2 separate regions of the Homo sapiens genome follow, and region 2 is linked to region 1. Evidence: chromatin loops called from intact Hi-C (ENCODE). Cell type or tissue: adrenal gland. All regions are shown on one strand. Each heading gives the region's core, and the rest is flanking DNA. Links, peaks and the distances in the headings are about the cores only. Region 1 overlaps PUM1 (pumilio RNA binding family member 1). Region 2 overlaps PUM1 (pumilio RNA binding family member 1).

Region 1 (11,955 bases), core at 3,088-5,587:
CAGCTTGGGGGAGGAGGAAGTGGAGGAGGCGGCTATAATAATAGCAAACATCGATGGCCTACTGGGGATAACATTCATGCAGAACATCAGGTAAAAAAAAGTTCACTATTTTAGCTTTGACATTCCTTTATAATCACTGTCCACTTAGGATATCTGCTTTCAATGAATGTCTTTAAAAACTTAAATTGCTGATTTCATTTGGTACAAACAGTTACTTGTTATAAAGGTTGATCATTGTAATACTGTTACTGGGTCATTTATCATTCTGGTGCTAAATAGTAAATAGCCAATTCATTCATTCATTCATTCATTTGAGACAGAGTCTTGCTCTGTCACCCAGGCTGGAGTGTAGTCGCCTGATCTCGGCTTGATCTCGGCTCACTGCAGCTGCTGCCTCCCAGGTTCAAGCAGTTCTCCTGCCTCAGCCTCCTGAGTAGCTGGGACTACAGGTGTGCACCACCACGCCTGGCTGATTATGTATTTTCAGTAGAAACAGGGTTTCACCATGTTGTCCAGGCTGGCCTCGAACTCCTGACCTCAAGTGATCTGCCCGCTTCGGCCTCCCAAAGTGCTGGGATTACAGTTGTGAGCCACCCACGCCCGGCCTATAGAATGCATTTTTTTTTTTTTTTAAGACGGAGTCTCACTCTTTTGCCCAGGCTGGAGTGCACTGGCGCGATCTCTGCTCACTGCAAGCTCCGCCTCCCAGGTTCATGCCATTCTCCTGCCTCAGCCTCCCGAGTAGCTGGGACTACAGGTGCCCGCACCATGCCTGGCTAATTTTTTGTATTTTTTTTGGTAGAGACGGGGTTTCACTGTGTTAGCCAGGATGGTCTCTATCTCCTGACCTCGTGATCCACCCATCTCGGCCTCCCAAAGTGCTGGGATTACAGGCGTGAGCCACTGCGCCCGGCCTACAACGCATTTTTAAGAACACTTTTTTTGGAACAAAGGATTCTTTTTTTTACTGTTGACATAAGAACTGCTAGGGTTGTTTATAGGATAGATACATATTTTTGAATCTTTTCTCTTGGGTGTGGGTGACTTGATTTTAAGATGTTGTAGTTGAAAGTAGGGGGAAGTTGATAACATCAGCTGCTCAAGTGAAATTTATTTGAAATGGGACTGATATATTGTGTCAGAGAGAAGTGGTTGTGGCTTTTAGGTTTTAACCACCTTTGTCCTCTTGTTATTGTTTAATTTTTAATTTTAACATGTTCAGTCTTATTAATCTAAAACCATAGTGGGAATCATAGCATATTTTACTGAGAAGAGAGGTTAGCCTTATCCATGTTTCCTGATTTCTTGATAATGACCAACCAAAAGATTAGACTGTTTTGATCAGGGTATTCTTTGAAATTGGGTATAGGTTGAATTTGGAAAGGTTCATTTTGTGTCACCCGTCAGTACTGATTAGCGAGAACTGACATTTTTCATTAGGCTTCTAGTGCTTCTGTTTTACTTCAGAAAAAATCAGGTACAAACATACCTGCAAGTCTGATTTTATTATACTTCCTCTGATCCCCCCAAAAGTGAACCATAGTTGTTTTTTTTTTTTTTTTTTTTTTTGAGATGGAGTCTCGCTCTGTCGCCCAGGCTGGAGTGCAGTGGCACAATCTCGGCTCACTGCAACCTCCCCCTCCCAGGTTTAAGCAATTCTCCTGCCTTACCTTCCCGAGTAGCTGGGATTACAGGCACCCACCTCCATACCTGGCTAATTTTTGTATTTTTAGCAGAGAGAGGGTTTCACCATGTTGGCCGGGCTGGTCTTGAACTCCTGACCTCATGTGATCCACCTGCCTCAGCCTCCCAAAGTGCTGGGATTACGGGTGTGAGCCACCATGCCCAGCCCTTTTTTTTTTTTCTTTTTCTTTTTTTTTTTTTTTTTGAGACAAGGTCTGGCTCTGTCATCCAGGCTGGAGTGTGGTGATATGATGATATTGGCTCACTGCAACCACGGTCTCCCTGGTTCAAGCGATCCTCCCACCTCAGTCTCCTGAGTAGCTGGGACTACAGGTTTGCAACACTACACCCGGCTACTTTTGTATTTTTTGTAGAGACGGGGTTTTGCCATGTTGGCCAGGCTCTACTTTGAGCCCAGGCTCACAGTGATCCACCTGCCTTGGACTCCCAGAGTGCTGGGATTGCAAGTGTGAGCTACTGCATCTGACCAGTTCTTTACTATAGTCGAAACAAAGACAGGCTGGGTGCAGTGGCTCATGCCTGTAATCCCAGCACTTTGGGAGGCCGAGGTGGGTGGATCACCTGAGGTAAGGAGTTTGAGACCAGCCTGACCAACATGGTGAAACCCTGTCTCTACTAAAAATGCAGAAATTAGCCAGGCGTGGTGGCGCATGCTTGTAATCCCAGCTACTTGGAAGGCTGAGGCAGGAGAGTCACTTGAACCTGGGACAGGGAGTTTGCAGTGAGCTGAGATCTTGCCATTGCACTCCAGCCTAGGCAATGGGTGAAACTCCATCTCAAAAAATAAAGTAAAAAATTAGCTGGGCGTGGGGGCACATGCCTGTGTTTCCAGCTGCTTGGGAGCCTGAGGTGGAAGGATTGCTTGAGCGTGGGTGGCAGAAGTTGCAGTGAACAGAGATCATGCCACTGCACTTCAGCCTGGGCAACAGAGTGGGACCCTGTCTCAAAAAAAAAAAAAAAAAAAAAAAAAAAAAAAAAAAGAAAAGAAAAGGAAGGTTTTCAGCTGTAAGGCTGAAAGAAGGCTCACCCCTGCAATCTCAACACTTTGGGAGGTCAAGGCAGGTGGATCACCTGAGGTCAGGAGTTCAAGACCAGCCTGGCCAACATGGTGAAACCCCGTCTCTACTAATAATACAAAAAAATTAGCCTGGCATGGTGGTGCACACCTGTAATCCCAGCTCCTCGGGAGGCTGAGGCAGGAGAATCGCTTGAACCCGGGAGGTGGAGGTTGCAGTGAGCAGAGATCACACCATTGCACTCCAGCCTGAGTGACAAGAGCGAAACTCTGTCTCCAAAAAAAGAAAAAAGAAAGATTTTCTCTTTCTTTGGGATGAAGATATGCACAGAATTTGGTGATTGAATTAGAAATCTTATATCCTGGAAAGATGAAGTAATGGAGGAAAAGTACAGAGTGCCTCTGGTTTGGGACACAGTGATTACATTTGATAGGACACCTGTTGAGTTTGAGGTAGAAGCAGAATATCTGGGTGTATACTGTAGGCAGCTCTACCTGTAGCAGGAAATCAAGGTAGGAGGTATTTGATTTGGGTGGCATCTGTGTAGTGGGGCAAAAACAAACCCTGTAATCTCTGTACTATTTGGCTAAATGTTATTCAAAAATCATAAACATTGGTTTTTTAAAATCTGTAATAAAGATCTATAAGATCTTTTGTTGTGTTTCCTAATGATAGACTGATGGGTGGAAGCTGAAAGGAGAGTCAAGGTGCCTGGCAGGTTCTTTGCTAGGTGAGCAAATCAAACTCTAGGTCAGTCCTTGGCAGAGCTCTAAGATCTGATTATTGCTGTGCAAGTTAAGAAGCGTTTATTGAAGGCTTACTCAGGCCTCTGTCTTACACTGAGCCCTATCATAAGGAATCACATCTGACTTACTGAGCAGTTTTATCCAGGTCAGTTAGCAAACTTGAGTTAATAATAGTAAATGGCAAAACCTGTTTCCCACTCAGGTGGCCTAAACCAGTGACCTTGGAATTGGCATTCATCATTACAACACAATTCTTTGGGCTGGACGCATGAAATAATGAACAACGTTGGGGAACTCAGGGTAGTTGGTATATTGCAGTTGTGGACCACCCACAGGTTACTTTTCTGTAGTCATTATAGTGTATTGTACTGGTTTTAGTGTTGTTCTCACCTTCTGGACTGAACTATTCTAGATCAGAGACTTGTGTTTTTCATGCCCCTTTTCCAGGAGGTATTATGAAACTTTCGTGTTGATTGAATGAGGGAAGACGAGAGGTTCTTCAGTTTTGCGCTCAGGTAAAGGAGTGGGTCTTACAGCTCAGTCATCCTGCTGGGAAACACATGGCAACAGGTAGAGGCCACTTGATAGGCAGCTGTGCTAAGGGTAGCATAATTGAAGAGCAAAGGGGCACATCTCTAGGTGGAGAATCTCTGCCCTTATTAGCCACTGTTACGGATAGGAGGTGTAAGAGGGTGCCTGATCTGTCATGTGGGTCAGAGTGAAAAAGAGGTTGAGAACCACTGATGATAACGGAAATATTTATATGTTCTAGGCATTGGGCTATTGTATTTCCTATATATAATCCTTACAGCAATCCTATGAAGGAGATAAATACCCTTTTTTGAAAAGTGAGAAACTGAGGCTTTGTTACCAGGTAATACCTGGTTTTTGAAATCAGTCTTTGATTCCAGTGTCCACGTTCTAGATCTGTTTCTGCTTCCCTAGGCAAGATAAACCAGACAAAACTGTGCAACCAAGTGGCACATTACAGGGCCAAAGAATTGTTTTGCCATAATTTTGCTTGAAATTTAGAGACTGTAAACTTAATAATGAGATGAATACAAATGTTGACCATTCTCCTATAATTGCAGGAGTACTTGCCCCCAACTCCCAAAAGCAGTAATGGTAAAGTCCATTTTTCTTCAGTTCTGTTTTTTATTACATATGTGTTCTAAGTGGTAATGTGGATGGAAAATTATCTCTGTAGAGACAGAATGACTCAATATAAAGTGATCCTATTGCCAGCTCATTCTACCCTACCACTGGGCCTTTTTTTTTTTTTTTTTTTTTTTAGTGGCCCTTTGGCATAATGGAACAAAGTTTGAGATCGAATTGGCAGGATGCTTTCACTAGTGAACTAGCGAAGTAAAGAATATCACAGGCTGTGATGCCAGTAGCATTGGAGGGAGGGGAACTCTTTGTCATGCCAGGTACTTTATTTCTCTCGTAATTACTCCCATTTAAGAGCAATTGCTTTTACACTTTTTTCTTTTTATTTATTGAGACAGGGTTTCACTCCTGTTGCCGAGGCTGGAGTGCAATGGGCACCATCTAGGCTCACTGCAACCTCTGCCTCCTCGGCTCAAGCGATTCTTCTGCCTTAGCCTCCCTATCCTGGGACCACAGGCACACGTCACAACACCTAGCTCATCTTTGTATTTTTTGTAGAGGTGGAGTTTTGCCATGCTCAGGCTGGTCTCAAACTCCTTTTTTTTTTTTTTTTTTTTTTTTTTTGAAATAAAGTCTTGCTCTGTAGTCCAGGCTGGAGTGCAGTGACGCGATCTCAGCTCACTGCAACCTCCGCCTCCTGGGTTCAAGTGATTCTCCTGCCTCAGTCTCCCCAGTAGCTGGGACTACAAGTGTGCACCACCACGCCCGGCTAATTTTGTATTTTTAGTAGAAACAAGGTTTCACCATGTTGGCCAGGCTAGTCTCGAACTCCTAACCTCAGGTGATCCACCTGCCTCGGCCTCCCAAAGTGCTGGGATTATAGGCATGAGCCACCGTTCCTGGGCCACTTGTATACTTACATTAAAAAGTTTTTCATTTTTTGGCTGGACGCAGTGGCTCACACCTGTAATCGCAGCACTTTGGGAGGCTGAGGAGGGTGGATAGTTTGAGCCCCCAGGAGTTCGAGAGCAGCCTGGACAACATGGTGAGATCATGTCTCTACAAAATATACAGAAATTAGCCAGGCATGGTGGCGCTGTGCCTGTGGTCCCAGCTACTTGGAGGGCTGAGGTAGGAGGATCACTTGAGCCCAGGAGACGTAGGTTGCAGTGAGCCGAGATTGTGCCACTGCACTCCATTTTGGGTGACAGAGTTGAGACCCTGTCTCAAAAAAAAAAAAAGGCCTCCCAAAGTGCTGGGATTACAGGCGTGAGCCACTGCGCCCGGCAGAGAGCCCTCATTTTTGGGCCAAACTGAGGTCTTCGGAGGGAAGTGAGGGAAAGAAGTCTCATGAAAAAAATTTTTTTTTTTTTTTTGCCTGTAAAATTATACCCATAGTATACAATTAAGATAATGTGGACTGGGCGTGGTGGCTCACGCCTGTACTCCCAGCACTTTGGGAGGCTGAGGCAGGTGGATCACGAGGTCAGGCGTTTGAGACCAGCCAACATGGTGAAACCCTGTCTCTACTAAAAATACAAAAATTAGCCAGGTGTGGTGGCACGTGCCTGTAATCCCAGCTACTCAGGAGAGGCAGGAAAATCGCTTGAATCGGGGGCAGAGGTTGCAGTGAGCCGAGATCCCGCCACTGCATTCCAGCCTGGGTGACAGAGGGAGACTCTGTCTCAAAAAAAAAAAAAGATGATGGATATTGGGCCAGGCGTGGTGGCTTATGCCTGTAATCCCAGCACTTTTGGAGGCCGAGGTGGGCGGATCAGTTGAGGCCAGGAGTTCGAGACTAACCTGGGCAACATGATGAAACCCCGTGTCTACTAAAAATACAAAAATCAGCCGGGCGTCGTGGCGCGTTACTGTAATTCCAGCTGCTCGAGAGGCTGAGGCATGAGAATTGCTCTAACCCGGGAAGCAGGGCAGAGGTTGCAGTGAGCTGAGATCGCACAACTGCACTCCAGCCTGGGCGACAGAGCAAGGCTCTGTCTCAAAAAAAAAAAAAAAAGATAATGGATATGGAGCAAAATACTAGAAAATAAAGCTGGGTACATTGGCTCCTGCCTCTAATCCCAGATACTCAGGAGGCTGGGTCAGGAGGGTTGCTTGAGGCCAGGAGTTTGAGACCAGCCTGGGCAATATAGTGAGACACTGTATCTACAATAAAAAGGAAAAAAATTAGCTGGGCATGGTGGCATATGCCTGTAGTCCTACTCAAGGGAGGATCACTTGAGCCCAGGGAGTTCAGGCACTCCAGCCTGTGTGACAGTGAGATCCTGTCTCTTTGAAAAGAAAAAAAAAATGAAAAAAAGGAAATTTAAAAAACAAATACTAGGAAACACTAGACACATCTTCCCACCCAAATGAGTTATGTATTTGAAAATGTTACTCATTTTGGGCTGGGCACGGTGGCTCATGTCTGTAATCCCAGCACTTTGGGAGGCCGAGGCAGGCGGATCACGAGATCAGGAGATCGAGACCATCCTGGCTAACACGGTGAAACCCTGTCTCTACTAAAAATATGAAAAATTAGCCGGGTGTGGTGGTGGGCGCCTGTAGTCCCAGCTACTCGGGAGTCTGAGGCAGGAGAATGGCATGAACCCGGGAGGTGGAGCTTGCAGTGAGCCAAGATCGCACCACTGCCCTCCAGCCTGGGCGACAGAGCAAGACTCCGTCTCCAAAGAAAAAAAAAAGTTACTTATTTTGACAGTAATTTTTATACCTTTAGATTTTTTTCTTTCCTGAATAACATTGAAAATTTCATTACTAAAAGCCTAAGGTCAAGTCTTTGACTTGAGAGTGTTTTATTCTTGTATTGTGAAATCTGTTTTCTCTGTAAACTGCTGTGGGATAGATAAACTGGTTGATGAAATAGGGCAAAAAAATTAAAGTCGATTGGTTGAACTGTAGCCTCTGTACTGGATTATGAGGGACAGAGGTAGAAGCTTTGCCCTGGGGGAAGGGAAATTTGGAGGACAGTTCCACAGAGCTTACCCACTTTGCTTGCACTCTTTTAGCACTAGGATATATCAGTATCCATCATAGATTGACAGCCTATAGGAGATAATTCCAGAGAACCAGGCAAAAAAAAAAAATCAGTGGGTGAGGCCAGGTGCAGTGGCTCATACCTATAATCCCAGCACTTTGGGAGGCCAAGGCAGGCGGATCACCTGAGGTCAGGAGTTGGAGACCAGCCTGACCAACATGGAGAAACCCCATCTCTACAAAAAATACAAAATTAGTGGGGCGTGGTGGCGCACGCCTGTAATCCCAGCTACTTGGGTGGCTGAGGCAGGAGAATTGCTTGAACCTGGGAGGCAGAGTTTGCGGTGAGCCGAGATTGTGCCATTGCACTCCACTCTGGGCAACAAGAGCGAAATGCCGTCTCAAAAAAAAAAAAAAAAAATTCAGTGGATGAATATATTTTGACTCCACTTGTACCTTCTTTTTCTTTCACTTGGTGTGGCCATCTTAACAATGATATTCTGATACCCACCCCTGACATGTCAACCAGTCTTACTCTTCAGTGCTGTTAGTCTTTTTTTTTTTGAAGGGTTTTAAAAATTTTATTTTTATTATGTATTAAAAAAGAGCTATCATGGTTTCTTTCATTGGGGTGGATGCCTTGGATAATCCATTCAAGGAAGATCACTTCGTCCAACTTAATGCAGCCCAATTTAATGAAACCCATTTTCTTCGCTTACTGACAGAAACACTGGTGGGGCATATTGAGGCCGTAATTTGGATCAGATCTTGCTGGTCTGAGCATACGCAACAAGAGAGAGAACCCTGGCTGAATTTTTGCGAGTGGCTCCAGTAGAGCTGCTGGTGACCCATCTTGCTCTCAGGAGTGCAGTGAGACAAAAGGAAAGAGCTCCAGTTAATTTTTATACCTTGTAATTAACAGGGACTACTATGTTAAACTGGGAGGGAGCCCAAGTATTTCCCAAACTGGGGAGTCTTGACATTCCCTAGAAATGTCTTTCTGTTGTACCTGCTGATGGACTCTCTTAGACAATGAATCTTGTCTACCTGGGTAGATTGCCTTAGCATTTGTGCTAGTAGCATTTGGTTAACATGTTAAAGCTGAATAATCCATCTTTCATATTTTGTTTCTCTTACACATGTACTCTTAGAGCCTTTTCATTATGCTCAGAATTCACAAGGCTTAACATTATGTGCTTGGTCAAAGGAATCATCAGCAGGCCTTCTTCAACTATAACTTTTTCTTTTTTTTGAGACAGAGTCTCACTTTGTCACCCACTGGCACTATCTAGGCTCACTGAAACCTCTGCCTCCTTTGTACAAGCAATCTGGTGCCTCAGCCTCCTGAGTAGCTGGGATTACAGGGGTGTACCACCATGCCTGGCTAATTTTTGTATTTTTAGTAGAGACAGGGTTTCACAATGTTGTCCAGGCTGGTTTTAAACTCCTGGTCTCAAGCAGTCCTCGCACCTTGGCCTCCCAAAGTACTGAGATTAAAAGTGTGAGCCACGTACCTGGCCTGACTATAATTTTAACCTAGCCTGATTATAACTTTAAGAATTACCTTGTTCCAGTGTAAACAAAAGAAGTTCGGCTGGTTGCAATTGGCTCACGCCTGTAATCCCAGCACTTTGGGAGGCTGAGGTGGGCGGATCACCTGAGGTCAGGAGTTTGAGACCAGCCTGGCCAACATGGTGAAACCCCGTCTCTACTAAAAAATACAAAAATTAGCCAGGTGTGTTGGCGGGTGCCTGTGGTCCCAGCTACTTGGGAGGCTGAGGCAGGAGAATCACTTGAACCTGGGAGGCGGAGATTGCAGTGAGCTGAGATTGCACCACTGCACTCCAGCTTGGGCGACAGAGCAAGACTCTGTCTCAAAAAAAAAAAAAAAAAAAAAAAAGGAAGTTCAGTCAGATGCTCTTCTCTAATGCTGAATGGTACTTGATTATATATGCCTCTGAAATGGCAACTTGTAGAGATATTTATGATGTATCTTTACCTTGTTTAATTTTAGAAGGTTTTTTAAATTTAATTTTATTTTTTTGAGATGGAGTTTCATCCTTTCACCTAGGCTGGAGAGAAGTGGCAGGATCTCAGATCACTGCAACCTCTTCCTCCTGGGTTCAAGCAGTTCTCCTGCTTCAGCCTCCCAAGCAGTTGGGATTATACGTGTCCACTACCATGCCTGGCTAATTTTTTTTTTTTTTTGAGACGGAATCTTGCTCTGTTGCCCAGGCTGGAGTGCAATGGCGCGATCTTGGCTCACTGCAACCTCTGCCTCCTGGGTTCAAGCACTTCTTGTGCCTTAACTTCCTGAGTAGCTGGGATTACCGGCACATGCTACCATGCCCGGCTACTTTTTCTGTTTTTAGTAGAGACAGGGTTTCACCATGTTGGCCAGGCTGGTCTCGAACTCCTGACCTCAAGTGATCCACCTGCCTCAGCCTCCCAGAGTGCTGGGATTATAGGCATGAGCCACCGCCCCCAGCCAATTTTTGTAGTTTTTTGTTTTTTATTTTTTCAGACAGAGTTTCGCTGTCACCCAGACTGGAGTGCAGTGGCACAATCTCGGCTCACTGCAACCTCCTCCTCCCAGGTTCAGGTGATTCTCCTGCCTCAGCCTCCTGAGTAGCTGGGATTATAGGCATGTGCCATCATGCCAGCTCATTTTTGTATTTTTAGTAGAGACGGGGTTTTGCCATATTGGCCAGGCTGGTCTTGAGCTCCTGACCTCAGGTGATCTACCCGCCTCAGCCTCCCAAAGTACTAGGATTACAGGCGTGAGCCACTGCGCCCGGCCTCAAAAGGTTTTTGATGTGAAATTAGTAAAATTGTATGATAGGTGGTAGTGAGATGTGACTATGGGAATAAAAGGTCATGATAGGAAAATAAATTGGAGTAAAGTTAGAAATATGCACCAGAATAATGGGTTATAGAATTTACCCTGATGGGCCGGGCATGGTGGCTCAAGCCTGTAATCGCAGCACTTTGGGAGGCCGAGGCAGGCGGATCATGAGGTCAGGAGATTGAGACTGTCCTGGCTAACACAGTGAAACCCCGTCTCTACTAAAAATACAAAAAATTAGCTGGGCATGGTGGCACGCGCCTGTAGTCCCAGCTACTTGGGAGGCTGAGGCAGGAGAATTGCTTGAACTTGGGAGGCGGAGGTTGCAGTGAGCCGAGATCGCACCATTGCACTCCAGCCTGGGCGACAGAGCGAGACTCCATCTCAAAAAAAAAATAAAAAAAATAAAAATAAAAAGAAAAAAGAAAAAAGAATTTACCTTGATGGTCCTGGTGGCTAAAGAAAAGAGGAAAGCATAATGATTCCTGAGATTCTTACTTAGAGGAAAAAACAGCAGTTAGGGAGAGTTGTGTTTGGAATTTCAGTTATAGATGTGGTTGAAGTGCTTTGTAAACTGTAAAGTAATAAGATTTTTTTTATTTCTTTTTTTTATTTTTTATTTTATTTTATTTTATTGTTTTTGAGACAGTCTCGTTCTGTTGCCCAGGCTGGAGTGCAGTGGCGCGATATCAGCTCACTGCAAGCTCTGCCTCCTGGGTTCATGTCATTCTCCTGCCTCAGCCTCCCGAGTAGCTGGGACTATAGGCGCCCGCCACCAAGCCCAGCTAATTTTTGTATTTTTAGTAGAGATGGGGTTTCACTGTATCAGCCAGGAGGGTCTCGATCTCCTGACCTCATGATCCACCCGCCTCGGCCTCCCAAAGTGCTGGTATTACAGGCGTGAGCCACTGTGTCCGGCCTTTTAAAAAGTTTTTTAGCGGAGTCTCACTCTTGTTGCCCAGGCTGTATAGTGCAGTGGTGCGATCTCGGCTCACTGCAATCTCCACCTCCTGGGTTCAAGCCATTCCAATGCCTCAGCCTCCCCAGTAGCTGGGATTACAGGCATGTGCCAACATGCCCAGCTAATTTTTGTACTTTTAGTAGAGATGGGGTTTCACCGTGTTGGCCAGGATGTCTCGAACACGTGACCTCAGGTGATCCACCCACCTCCACCTCCCAGAGTGCTGGGATTACAGGAATGAGCCACCATGCCCAGCCAGTGGGATGTTATTACTTGTTTTTCATGACACCTTTCTGTATTTTCAGAAGACACACATGTCTTTTGTGCATGTGTCCATTTTCTCTCAGGCAACAGCATTTGCTGAATACTCTGCAGGCTAAGCCTGAGTACAAAATTAGGTTTCTGGGTGTGTGGAAAGAATACTTTAACAATTAGAATCTATCTAGTTATTCACTCTTGTGAAAGGACTTAAACATTCATACAGGATGAAAGAACTGACAACATAGTGCCAGGAGAGAAGTCAGTGCTGAAGTGCTGAGGATAGGGTAAATCATCTTTTTTTTTTCTTTTCCTTTTGAG
Region 2 (11,955 bases), core at 4,599-7,098, 89 kb after region 1:
GTTTTATGAAATAGAATTTCATAATTGAGAGGAAATCGATTGAGGAAATACAATTTGTGTGCCCAGGGTCACACAAATACAAAGTTGTTAAGATTTGAACATAAGCCTCTGTCTTGACAACTTTTCTTCTGACCATATTGTGATGTCTTGACTTAAAGAAAATCTGAGATCTTGTGTTTCTTCTGCCGTTAACTAGCTTACAACTAGGGCAAGTTGGATGGCTTCTCTAAATGCATATATTTTTGTTATAAAATGGACATAATAATCATTAACTTTTCAGTTTTCTGTCATTCCCTACAGGTTCTGTCAAACCCTACTAAGAAGTTTTTAGCATTAGTTTTTAATTAGCAGCCATTGTTTTAGTTCCTTTTTTTTGGGTGCCAGTTTCTGATTTTAAGTATTTGAGGAAAATATGATTTTTTTGGTAAACTGCCTTGTCATAGTAATTAAAATGAGAGGTTCTTTTTAAACTTTGCTGTTGGCCTTTTGGGCCCTTGTATTTTATCAGAAAGTATATGTTGCGTTCTAGTCAAGCTGACTGTTCTAGGATAGTTTTTATAAATTCAGTCATTTTGTGATTTATTAGACTTTAAAATGTTACTTGTGAAACTGTATATTTTGTTTCCATAAAATCATGGATTTGACAGCTATTGATGAAATGAAAATATATGAATTTTGGCAGATAACTGAAGGACTTTTATTTGTAGTTAGGGGTACTGGACAGATTTCTAGAGAGTGGACAAAAAGCTAACACTGTTTTCCTTCCTTATTACAAGACTCATCAATAGTCTTAGACTACCTCTTTAGGTACCTTGTCCACTCTACCACACCTGCCCTTTCACAGAACACCTAATCAAACATAAACCTACTTCTTTATATTCTGTGAAAGCAATGCTTTCATTGTTTTTTAAAATCTTCAGCAATTTTGAACTATTAGCATTTGCCATATTTCTGTGCTTGCTATTTACTTATCCTAGAGTGAGATCTCTTCTGAGTTATTGGGTATGTAAATTCTAAGTATTTGGCAAAAATGCTTGCTATTTACTTATCCTAGAGTGAGATCTCTTTTGAGTTATTGGGTATGTAAATTCTAAGTATTTGGTAAAACTCACCTGTACAGCCCCCCGACTCTTCTATCTACGTAGTTTGAAACACACTTTCTCTTACAAAGTTGGTTAGGTTCTTTAGGTCAGAAACAAATTATATAATATCTTGATAATAGTGATTTGCTATTGGTTATTGATGATCTCCTGGGTATCAGGCAGTGTGGCTTAAACACATTATTTGAGATATTTCCAGCAAATCTGCAAGATCATTTGTTAATTCTTACTTATTACTGATATAGAAGTAAAAGATTGGGCAAATTAAGTGTCCACACATCCCTTCTTGCCAGTGTGGACAGTGTTGGTCACCTTATACTCACTTAACAAATATTTAATTGGTTATTAGTGTTGCTTCTCTTTTTACATTTTTTTTTTACCACTGGTACCAAGAATAATTTGTACCCATTTTCTTGACCATATGTCTAACTTTTATAAATAACACAGTGAAATTGAAAGTGATCTGATAAGAACTGTACACTTGACAATATGACAAAACACATTGTTAGGAACTGTAGTAATTTTAGCCTTGGTTTGTGGGTTTTGCATTTTTGCTTGCTGGAGTGTGTAGATCTTGTGAGATAGATTCTTCACATCATTCAGAATAATAATGATTGCTAGCATTTTGATGTCTGTGTTTCATTAATAAAAAGTAGATCCTTGACTGGGCTCAGTGGCTTCACACTTGTAATCCCAACACTTTGGCAGGCCAAGGCAGGTGGATTGCTTGTGCCCAGGAGTTAGAGATTAGCCTGAACAACATGGTGAGACCCTGTCTCTACAAAAAATAGAAAAATTAGCCAGGTGTGGTGGTGCATACCTGTAGTACCAGCTACTCAGGAGAGGTGGGAGCATCTCTTCAGCCTGGGATGCAGGGGTTACAGTGAGCTGAGACTGTGCCACACTACACTCCAGCCTGAGCAGCAGAGCATGGCCCTGTCTCTTCCCTGCACTCCGCGCCACCCGCCGCCCACCAAAAAAAAAAAAGTAGATCCTTTATCAGAGTGGCATAACTGGTATTCTGCACTGAACTTGACTAATGCGTATGTTTGTGGAATTTCTGAGAGGGAAATAGAAATAGTCAGGTGAGAGCCCTACCAAATCGAATCTGGTGAACTCATTTGGGGCCATGTGGACCTTGATAAATATATTAGTGTTAAAGAGGAAATATTCTCATTCCATCTTTTGTGTGCATGTGAGACTCAGTTGACTTTAAATGTGTGGGTAAATTACCCCTGTTCATCTTGTCTGGAACCCCTCCCAACCCCCATTAATACTCTTTTTTTTTCTTTTTTTTTTTTTTTTTTTTGTGTGTGTGTTTTGAAATGGAGTTTTGCTCTTTTTCCCAGGCTGGAGCGAAGTGTCTCGATCTCAGCTCACTGCAACCTCCGCCTCCCAGGTTCAAGTGATTCTCCTGCCTCATCCTCTCTCGTAGCTGGGATTATAGGCACCTGCTGCCACGCCTGGCTAATTTTTGTAGTTTTAGTAGAGACGGGGTTTTGCCATGTTGGCCAGGCTGGTCTCGAACTCCTGACCTCTGATAATCCACCTGCCTCGGCCTCCCAAAGTGCTAGGATTACAGGCGTGAGCCACCACGCCTGGCCTGTTACACTCTTTTTTTTTCTTCACCCACTTTTTGTCAGAGCACTGACATTATATAGTATGGTTTATTGTCTGTCTCATTCGTTAAAATAAAAGCTCCATGAGGACAGGGGCTTTGTCGGTCTTGTTCATTGCTCTGTCTCACTTGCCCATTTGCCACATGGTAGGCATTAAATATTTGATAACACTACCACTTGCTGATGCCAGATATTCCAAATTCATCTTTTAACTTAATTGTCACAAGAACTTTATGAGGCAGATGAGATAAAATGTTTGAATGAATGAATCATCACTTTTGTGTGCTTTTTGCTGCTTATAGAGATAATGTGTTTAAAGTAAGAATGGTAGAATGAAATTCCACTCTATGAAATGTTATTAATTGAATTTATACGCTAACAGCTGTGACATATAAAAACCATTATAGGGAAACAATTTACAATTAAGTTTTAAAAGTTGACCCAACCTGAGCATAGGGTAGGTCTTCTCCAATGAAAAGAAAGTGGTTGAGTTATTTCTGTCTTCCTTTCCCAGGTTCTCCGTGGAGGAGCCAGCCAACGTCCTTTGACCCCAAACCAGAACCAGCAGGGACAGCAAACGGATCCCCTTGTGGCAGCTGCAGCAGTGAATTCTGCCCTTGCATTTGGACAAGGTCTGGCAGCAGGCATGCCAGGTGCGGCTGCATTGTTATTCCTAATACTTTGGCAGGGAAAAAGGCTGCACGTTTGAGGTGATTACAGAGGGGAATGAGCAGTGCTTTCACCTTGCTTAGGCTTGTCATGATTTGGGGACTGGCAAGGATGATACACACTTGCCCTCACTTAGACTATAGTTCACTGATGAGAGCATTGTTCTGAGCCAGTCTTAAGTCATATTGGAGGTATCTAAATGTCCATGCAGCTTGGAATATGTGGTTTTTCCTTGGTGGATTATCTGTTTTCTGTTTCAGAATCAGGGATAGATGGAGTGGCCAAGCTAGTTTACAAGGCTTAGTCTTTATGTTGATGTTTTTGAACAGCATGATTAGTGAGAAATTTCTGGTATACCTTGATAGGGTCATCCCTTACGTTTTTAAGGTTTCTCTTAAACCAATAGTAGGGGTCCTTTTTAGCTGTCTACCTCTGAGATACATGTTTATATAGATACATCTTGAATATATGTTGTTTTTGGTTCACTGTCAGCTGGTTTGGTGCTTTGCATGGGATTAGATGTACTTTGATGTTCTACATGTGAAACAAGTCTTTGAGAGATGTCAGCGTATTTTTATGGACCTTTACTGATCATAGAGCATAGCCAATTTAACTGAGCCATTTATGAATTCAATAAATAACTTTAACCTGTTTCATTTGTTTTTTAGTTACTGAGCCTTTGTGTGTTCTTAGGAAGTCACCTGCAGTTTTTCATATGGCTTAAACTGGGATTTGGAGATTCTATCTCACATAATATTGAAAGATCATGTTATTTAAAGCCTATCTAGGTTTTTCCTGCTATTTTGCAGGATATTTGTTCTTAAATTATTATGTAGTATGAAAGTACTATGATTTTTATAATCATTTGTAGCCTCTGTTTATTCAACTATTTAAGTGATGGAGCCAGTATATAAATCTGGCCAATTCAACCTCAAAGCTGAGTTTGTGATTATTGACAATATGTTGGTGCCCAGGAGATACTTGTTTGTTTAACATATACATTTCTTTGTTGGCTTGATATTCCTAGGTTATCCGGTGTTGGCTCCTGCTGCTTACTATGACCAAACTGGTGCCCTTGTAGTGAATGCAGGCGCGAGAAATGGTCTTGGAGCTCCTGTTCGACTTGTAGCTCCTGCCCCAGTCATCATTAGTTCCTCAGCTGCACAAGCAGGTGAGCGCACATCTGAGTGGACTCCTGCCAGAGATCTAAAAGTGGCGACTGATAGTGAGATTCTTAAAGTATGTTGAAATAAACTTTTGGCAATTCTCAGTATATCGGTTCTACCCTGTAATGTTTCAAAAAGAGATCAGAAGCAATAAGTGACCTTAGTGGATTCTCCTTTTTGTTGGGGGGTTGGTGGGTTGGGGGAGGGGTGGCATGTGCCAGCTGGTTAGAAGCAAGGTCTGAAGGTCTGGCTCCACTGAGAACATAGAAGTTGCATTACTCACACAAAATGGCTTTGTTGGCAGAAATCCAAGTCATTATTTTAAGATAATTTTAGAGGAGGGGTTGTTTTTTGCCACAGGGGCAGGAGTGGAGGACGTGGGAAAGAGTAGTGAGAAGTGACAAAATAATACATTTGGTTGGGAGGAGTAATAGTTTTTTACTTTAAGTGTTTATATTTATTTATTTTTTAATTAAGAACAATAACAGGAACATCTAGAAGACAGCAGTGTGCTAAAATAGGAATTTGAAGGATGTGTATGTGCATTACATGGTTCTAGAAGAAACCCTCAACATAGATATTTATGGAATTTAAGATTTTAGGAAGTAGTTGTATTTAATGGATACATTTGATGTTTATACCCCTTTTAATCTGTATACTCTTAAAAGCAACCAGCATAGTGAACTTGTTCTAGTGGTATTTTGAGTTCAAATTGAAAGTAGAAACAGAAAATAGAAGCTTCATATGAAGGGATCAAAGACAGATTTGTATGGTTTGTGTCTGTTTTGAAAAGATAGGCAGCATTAAAAGATTTTTTGAAAAAAGATAAAAATGTAGTTTGGAAATGTGGCCAGTCCCTTTCATAGCCAAACGGTTTGCTTTCTTCTTCATAGCTGTTGCAGCAGCCGCAGCTTCAGCAAATGGAGCAGCTGGTGGTCTTGCTGGAACAACAAATGGACCATTTCGCCCTTTAGGAACACAGCAGCCTCAGCCCCAGCCCCAGCAGCAGCCCAATAACAACCTGGCATCCAGTTCTTTCTACGGCAACAACTCTCTGAACAGCAATTCACAGAGCAGCTCCCTCTTCTCCCAGGGCTCTGCCCAGCCTGCCAACACATCCTTGGGATTCGGAAGTAGCAGTTCTCTCGGCGCCACCCTGGGATCCGCCCTTGGAGGGTTTGGAACAGCAGGTAGAAATTAGACTGATATGCTCTTAAGACTGAATTTTAATTATTTTTACAATCCTTCTGGAATACTGGCAATGCATGGAACCACAGGCAGATCTGGACCAAGCCTTGTGGGAATCCAGCCATCCCACATAATCTGTGAGATGATAGACTATTGAAATCAAGTTATACAGATGGGACCTATTTCAATCCATGCTCATGTGGCTACTTACTTAATCAGTTTCTTTCAGGGATTTGAAATCTAGGGAAGATTTTTGCTGTATTTGGGAAAAATATTGAGGGAACTGTAGAAATTGATATCAAAAACTGAGGGAGGAGGACTTACTAAAGATAGCAGAGCTGAAATACTCCACAATTGAGACTGAGCCGAGTTCTTGGCCTGCAGGCCTTAAAGAGTTACAAGTTTTCTTCAGTCTTTTGAGTAGAATTTAAGGTAGACATGTGGAAAATTAGGAGGAAGGATATTAGACCAAGATATTTTTAATGTTTTGATGAAAAAAGCAGGAGTGTAGTATGGTGAATAATGGGATAATTGCAGAGATTATAAAAAACAAACAAACAAAAGTGATCCCTAAATAGAAGGGCATGTGTGAAAGAAAGTATCTTAATTGGAATTGAGGGCAGCATTAACTCTCGATTGAACCCACTGAGAAAACAGGCTTTCATATAGAAGTCTTGTGTAGTGGGGCAGTACCCCATTTACAAATCTTTTTTCTGTATCCCATTTTTCTACTTGAACCTTTTCAATTGATGAAAGGCATTCTTCTAGTCCATTTTCTTCCACCTTTTCCATAGTTCATGTGGCCGTCAGAGCTTTTTAACCCTCCCTTATCCTATAATATACGACACCATAGGAAGGTAAATTTGGCATATGTTTGATGGTCATGTTAACCTGAGCCATGTCCTCTTTATTACTTATCTGCCCCTAGTACTGCTACATTAACAGTTAGGCTGTCTCTGCTGACAAATTTGCGGTGGTAAGGAGTCTGGATCAAAGTGTTAGGAACAGGTCACTGGGCTTGTTCTTCGAAGAACAGGCCTGTTCTTATCTGCATTGTTTTAATTCCATTTTAGTTGCAAACTCCAACACTGGCAGTGGCTCCCGCCGTGACTCCCTGACTGGCAGCAGTGACCTTTATAAGAGGACATCGAGCAGCTTGACCCCCATTGGACACAGTTTTTATAACGGCCTTAGCTTTTCCTCCTCTCCTGGACCCGTGGGCATGCCTCTCCCTAGTCAGGGACCAGGACATTCACAGACACCACCTCCTTCCCTCTCTTCACATGGATCCTCTTCAAGCTTAAACCTGGGTAAGAACCATTACTCTAACACCACCTTGAACTCTAGAACTCTCTTGCCACCGATGACATTACAAGAACTTTGCATAAGCAAAGGACAGTCCCTTTATACTAGAAGTGTCCTGGGTGTTCTGTGCCTTCCGTAAATACCTCATGTTATTCAGGCTGTACCTATAGATAGTATAGCAGTTTTGGCTTTATTATAGTTTGGGTACATTCCCTGTATATTCAGTTAGCTTTAGTATGAACATTTTATTCTTTGGCTACCTGTGAGAGTATTTCAATGTAAACAATATAAACACAGGTTCATTTCAGTGAAGCTAGGAAACACAGAGACAGAATTTAATCACCTAGTATCACCACCTGAAATACCACCACAATTAATATTTTGCCTTATTTCCTTTCAAAATTTCCCCTCTGCTATATGTACATATAATATCTTGCTTTTTCACAAAAAGCATTTTATTTTTAAAATTTTGCCATATTTTAAAATATTTGTAAATATAAACTCTCAAACCATATAGTATGTTAATGAGGAGATGTATATTTCCCTATTAAATATTTAGATTGTTTTATGCATGGGATTTTAAAATATTACCATCTAGATTCTAGAAAATAGGGAGAGAAAAAGAGGATCCCAAGCAGCAGGCTATAAGAATGAAAAGAAAATTATATTACCTTTTTTTTGGTGGCAAATCTCTAAATCTTTCAGGACATGGGAGATGTTTTCTTATCTCAAGCATGGTGCATACTCCTCTCCCGCAGTTATGTATTAAGTTTAAAGTACTGATTTATTTGCTAGATGGGGAAAATTGAATGCTAGATGTAGAGTCACCATATAATGTATCATGCAAACCAGAACACTTTTGTGAGTGGAAGGGGGTGCTATGAATAATTACTTGGTGATGATAGGCCTAAATCAGGACTGTCCTGGGCAAATCAGCACATGTGGCCACTTTACCAAGAAGATTCTGTTCTTAACCAGCAAGATTAAAAGTGGCTTCATGGACTCAGAAGTGAGAACTTGACTAAAAACAAACAGGATGCCTTCGTTTGGATAGGCAGACTAGAAAGTGATTTATAAGATTCAAGAGAAGTCTGAAGTGGGTAGGGTAATAGACTTATTATTCTAGACCTAGGAGTGATAGCTTTGAGTTTGAAAGAGGCGAGTTTCAAGTCAAAACTATGTTTATATATACACATTGGCATGTGTGTGCGTATCCTGAAGTTTTATACAGTAAGAACTTTAGTTGTAGAACTCATTTTCTCAGGTTATATATGAACATCACTTTATAAAAGTTACTGTGACATTCCTGATTAGTAGGTCCATAATAGGTAGACAGGGGGATGGGGTACATTGCACAACAGTGTTTCCTAGTGACACAATGCCTGGCTTTAAACACTGGGGGTTAATGCAGAATCTGGAGAGAGCTGTCAAACTCCCAGTTTGATACGTGGCTAGAAGGAAGGAAGTAATGTTCACTGACCTGGCATTTACCTGCTGGTGTTAATGGTTTTGGGTCCTGTACATACAACACTGGAAGGTATAGGTATTATTTCGTGTCTCAGGACTTAAATATCTTGCCTAGCCTGTGTCATCTCAGATTTGAACAGATTTAGAATCAAGCCTTTTCGACTCCAAAGCATGCAGTTTCAGTGTATATCCTGTTACATGATGTACTCAGGATATCTTGAACCAGTCCATTACCAAATCCAGAAATATGTATCTTTTAATTTCTTGGTTTAAAAACATGTGAACTATGTCATCCCATACTACATACTAAATAAACTGAACCTGCTAAGTTTTTTTTTCATAAAGAGCCAGATAGTAAATGTTTTAGGTTTTATAGGCCAGATGGTGTCTGTAGTGAATATTTAACTCTGCTGTTGAAGTGTGAAAGCAACCACAGACAAAATGTAAATGAGTGAATACGTAGCTATCTTCTAATAAAACCTTATTTATAAAAATAGATGGGCCAGGCATGATGGCTCACATCTGTAATCCCAGCACTTTGGGAGGCCGAGGTGGGCAGATCACTTGAGGTCAGGAGTTCAAGACCAGTCTGGCCAACATAGTGAAGCCCCGCCTCTACCAAAAAATACAAAAATTAGCCAGGCATGGTGGCGTGTGCCTGTAGTCCCAGCTGCTTGGGAGGCTGAGGTGGGAGAATTGCTTGAACCTGGGAGACAGGCTGCAGTGAGCTGAGATCGTGCCACTGCGCTCCAGCCTGAGCAACAGAGTAAGACCCTGTCTCAAAACAAAATAAGATAAAATAAAATAAAAAGCTGTGGTTCCTTGGTGCGTGGAAATGGAGCCAGAAATACTACTTTCATGCATGATACCTTTCCTCTTTCTAAAGCATCAGCAATTTAATGTAATACTACCTCTTAATTTTTGTTTTCCCTGTGAAGAAGGAAATAACTATTAGTGTGAGTTATTTCTTGTCAAATGACTTGTTGCCTGCCTAGTTTTATGTTTAACATAACTTCTCTTTGGAAACATTCACCTTGTTCAAGCAGTTTTTTAGTGTACATTTGCACTGGACTTCTGTTGTGTGTAGTGCATGTTTCGTACATGCCATTCCTGAGGAACTCTTTGTCTCAGTACAGCTTTGCCTCAGCTCAGTCTGTTTCCTCGAGAAAGTAGAGGTGTGCTACTTGGTTTCTAACAATCTCCATACAAAGGCCTTAAAGACATTTTAGTATAAGAAACATAACATTTCTTTCTGGCCCACACCTAATATAGCTTCTGTTGTTAATACTACTTCACTGCTGCCACCAGCCATCAGCAGTGATGAGCAGCCATACTAAGCATTTTATATTCATTGTGTTGAATACTCAAAAGAACCCTTCACCCCTTAAAATTCAGCGTGGCTTAATTAATATTGCTAATGATATCGACCACAAAACTAGTGTTTGAATGCGCACATCAGCCTATATCTCGTGTGGATCTTTTCCCCATCTTGTCTTTTTTACACTTTGTCCCAGGAGGCAGATATGTGTTAGTATCTTTTAACAAAATCAGTGACCTGTTTAGTAATTTTTCCTATTATTTTTTTAAAAATCACTTATTGAGTGGCATGGTTTTTCATTACTGATTGTTTAAAGTTCAGACTAAAAACAAACCTTTTTGAGTTCTATTCCCCCCCGTTTTTATTGTTTGGGACAGGGTCTTGCTCTGTTGCCCAGACTGGAATGCAGTGGTGCTATCATAGCTCACTGTAACCTCAAACTCCTGGGCTCAAAGGATCTTTCCACCCCAGCTTCCCAAGTAGCTGGTACTGTAAGCACACACCACCACACCCAGCTAATTAAAATAATTTTTTTTTTTTTTTTTTTGTAGAAACTAAGTCTTGCTATGTTGGTCAGGGTGGTCTCGAACTCCGGGCCTCCAGTGATCCTCTTGCCTTGGCCTCTCAAAGCACTAGGATTACAGATGTGAGCTACTATTCCTGGCTCCTTTTTTTCTTTATTTTATTTTATTTATTTTTTTGAGATAGAGTTTCACTCTGTGGCCCTGGTTGGAATGCAGTGGCGTGATCTCGGCCCACTCCAACTTCTGCCTCCCGGTTCAAGTGATTCTCCTGCCTCAGCCTCCCAAGTAGCTGGGATTACAGGCACGTGCCACCATGCCCAGCTAATTTTTTATTTTTAGTAGAGATGGTGTTTTACCATGTTGGCCAGGCTGGTCCCTTTTTTTTTTCATTTTTAAAATGTTGTCTTTTAAAATGCACTAGTTTTTTATTTTGATGAGGTCCAGTTTATCTTGGTTTTGGAATAGTATCGAAGAAATCTTTGCCTAACTCAAACTCTTGGGGGAATATTTTCTCATGTTTTGCTCTAAAAAAATTTATTGTTTTATCTCTTAAATATAAGTCTGTGATCCATTTTGAGTTAATTTTGGGTGTCAGGTCAGGGTTCATCTTTTTGCACATGCATTTCTAGTTGTCCTAGCACCATTTTCCTTTGTAATTTTGGTGTGCAGGTCTTGCACTGCTTCTGTTAAATTTATTCCTAACTGGATATATTTTTGATGCTATTACAAATAGAATTATGTTCCGGTTTTATCTTTTGATAGACTATTGCTTGCTTATGGAAATACAATTGGTTTTTGTATATTGATCTTATATACTGTGGCCTCGCTGTAGTTGTTTATTAGTAGTTCTAATGGTTTTTGGGTGGATTCTGTAGGATTTTCTACATATAAGATCATATCATCTTAAGAATAAAAGCCATTTCCCAATCTGGATGACTTTTCTTTTTCTTGTCTGATTGCACTGTGTAGAACCTCCAGGACAGATTGAGAATCCCAAGTCAAAAATCTGAAATGCTGCAAAACCCAAAACATTTTTGAGCATCAACAAAGTCTTTGTTGAAAGTTAACAAAGCTCAAAGGAAATGCTCATTGGAGCATTTAGAATTTTTGATTTTCATATTAGGATGCTCAGCTGGTAGATATAATTCACGTATTCCAAAATCTGAAAGACTTTGAAATCTGAAACACTTCTGGTCCCAAGTACTTTGGATAAAGGGTACTCAACCTGGACTGTGTTAAATGGAAGAAATAAGAGCACACATCTTTCCCTTGTTCCTGATCTTGGCAGGGGGTGGAGGTAAAGTGTTTGTCTTTTACCATTAAGCATAATCACAGTTGGTTTTTAGTAGATGCCCTTTATTAGGTTGAGAAAGTTTCCTTCTAGCCTAAGTTTATTGAGAGTTTTTGTTGCAAATGGGTTTTAGTTTTTGTCAAGTGTTTTTTATGCCCTTTTTTTTTTTTTTGAGCTGGAGTCTTGGTCTGTCTCCCAGGGTGGAGTGCAATGGTGCAATCTCGGCTCACTGCAACCTCTGCCCCCTGGGTTCACACCATTCTCCTGCCTCAGCTTCCCAAGTAGCTGGGACTATAGGCGCCCACCAC

Evidence for each region. A loop is a pair of places that touch in the nucleus more often than their neighbours do. Peaks named below come from ENCODE experiments on the same cell type or tissue, not always from the same donor. Only the 100,000 strongest peaks of a DNase experiment are listed, where the experiment ranks them.
Region 2: a loop joins it to region 1, with 2.2 times the contacts of the local background. A loop is called at or near these places in 26 of 110 quality-filtered maps.

Annotation. Positions count from the first base shown.
Region 1 is chr1:31,047,339-31,059,293 of GRCh38, reverse strand. PUM1 (pumilio RNA binding family member 1) reads left to right here. Exons shown (of 22, transcript NM_001020658.2): 2 at 1-90. It also overlaps the pseudogene LOC107985097. Among named protein-coding and RNA genes, the nearest start is that of PUM1, 12 kb to the left of the region's middle. RefSeq lists an enhancer at 2,317-2,817. In adrenal gland, for the core only: no CTCF peak of the experiment used is centred there; no DNase peak of the experiment used is centred there; H3K27ac peaks cover 1,523 bases.
Region 2 is chr1:30,959,771-30,971,725 of GRCh38, reverse strand. PUM1 (pumilio RNA binding family member 1) reads left to right here. Exons shown (of 22, transcript NM_001020658.2): 11 at 3,234-3,372; 12 at 4,416-4,559; 13 at 5,448-5,744; 14 at 6,816-7,052. SNORD103C (small nucleolar RNA, C/D box 103C) reads left to right here and starts at 3,489; the gene lies at 3,489-3,563. In adrenal gland, for the core only: no CTCF peak of the experiment used is centred there; DNase peaks (open chromatin) are centred at 4,750, 5,640 and 6,881; H3K27ac peaks cover 1,715 bases.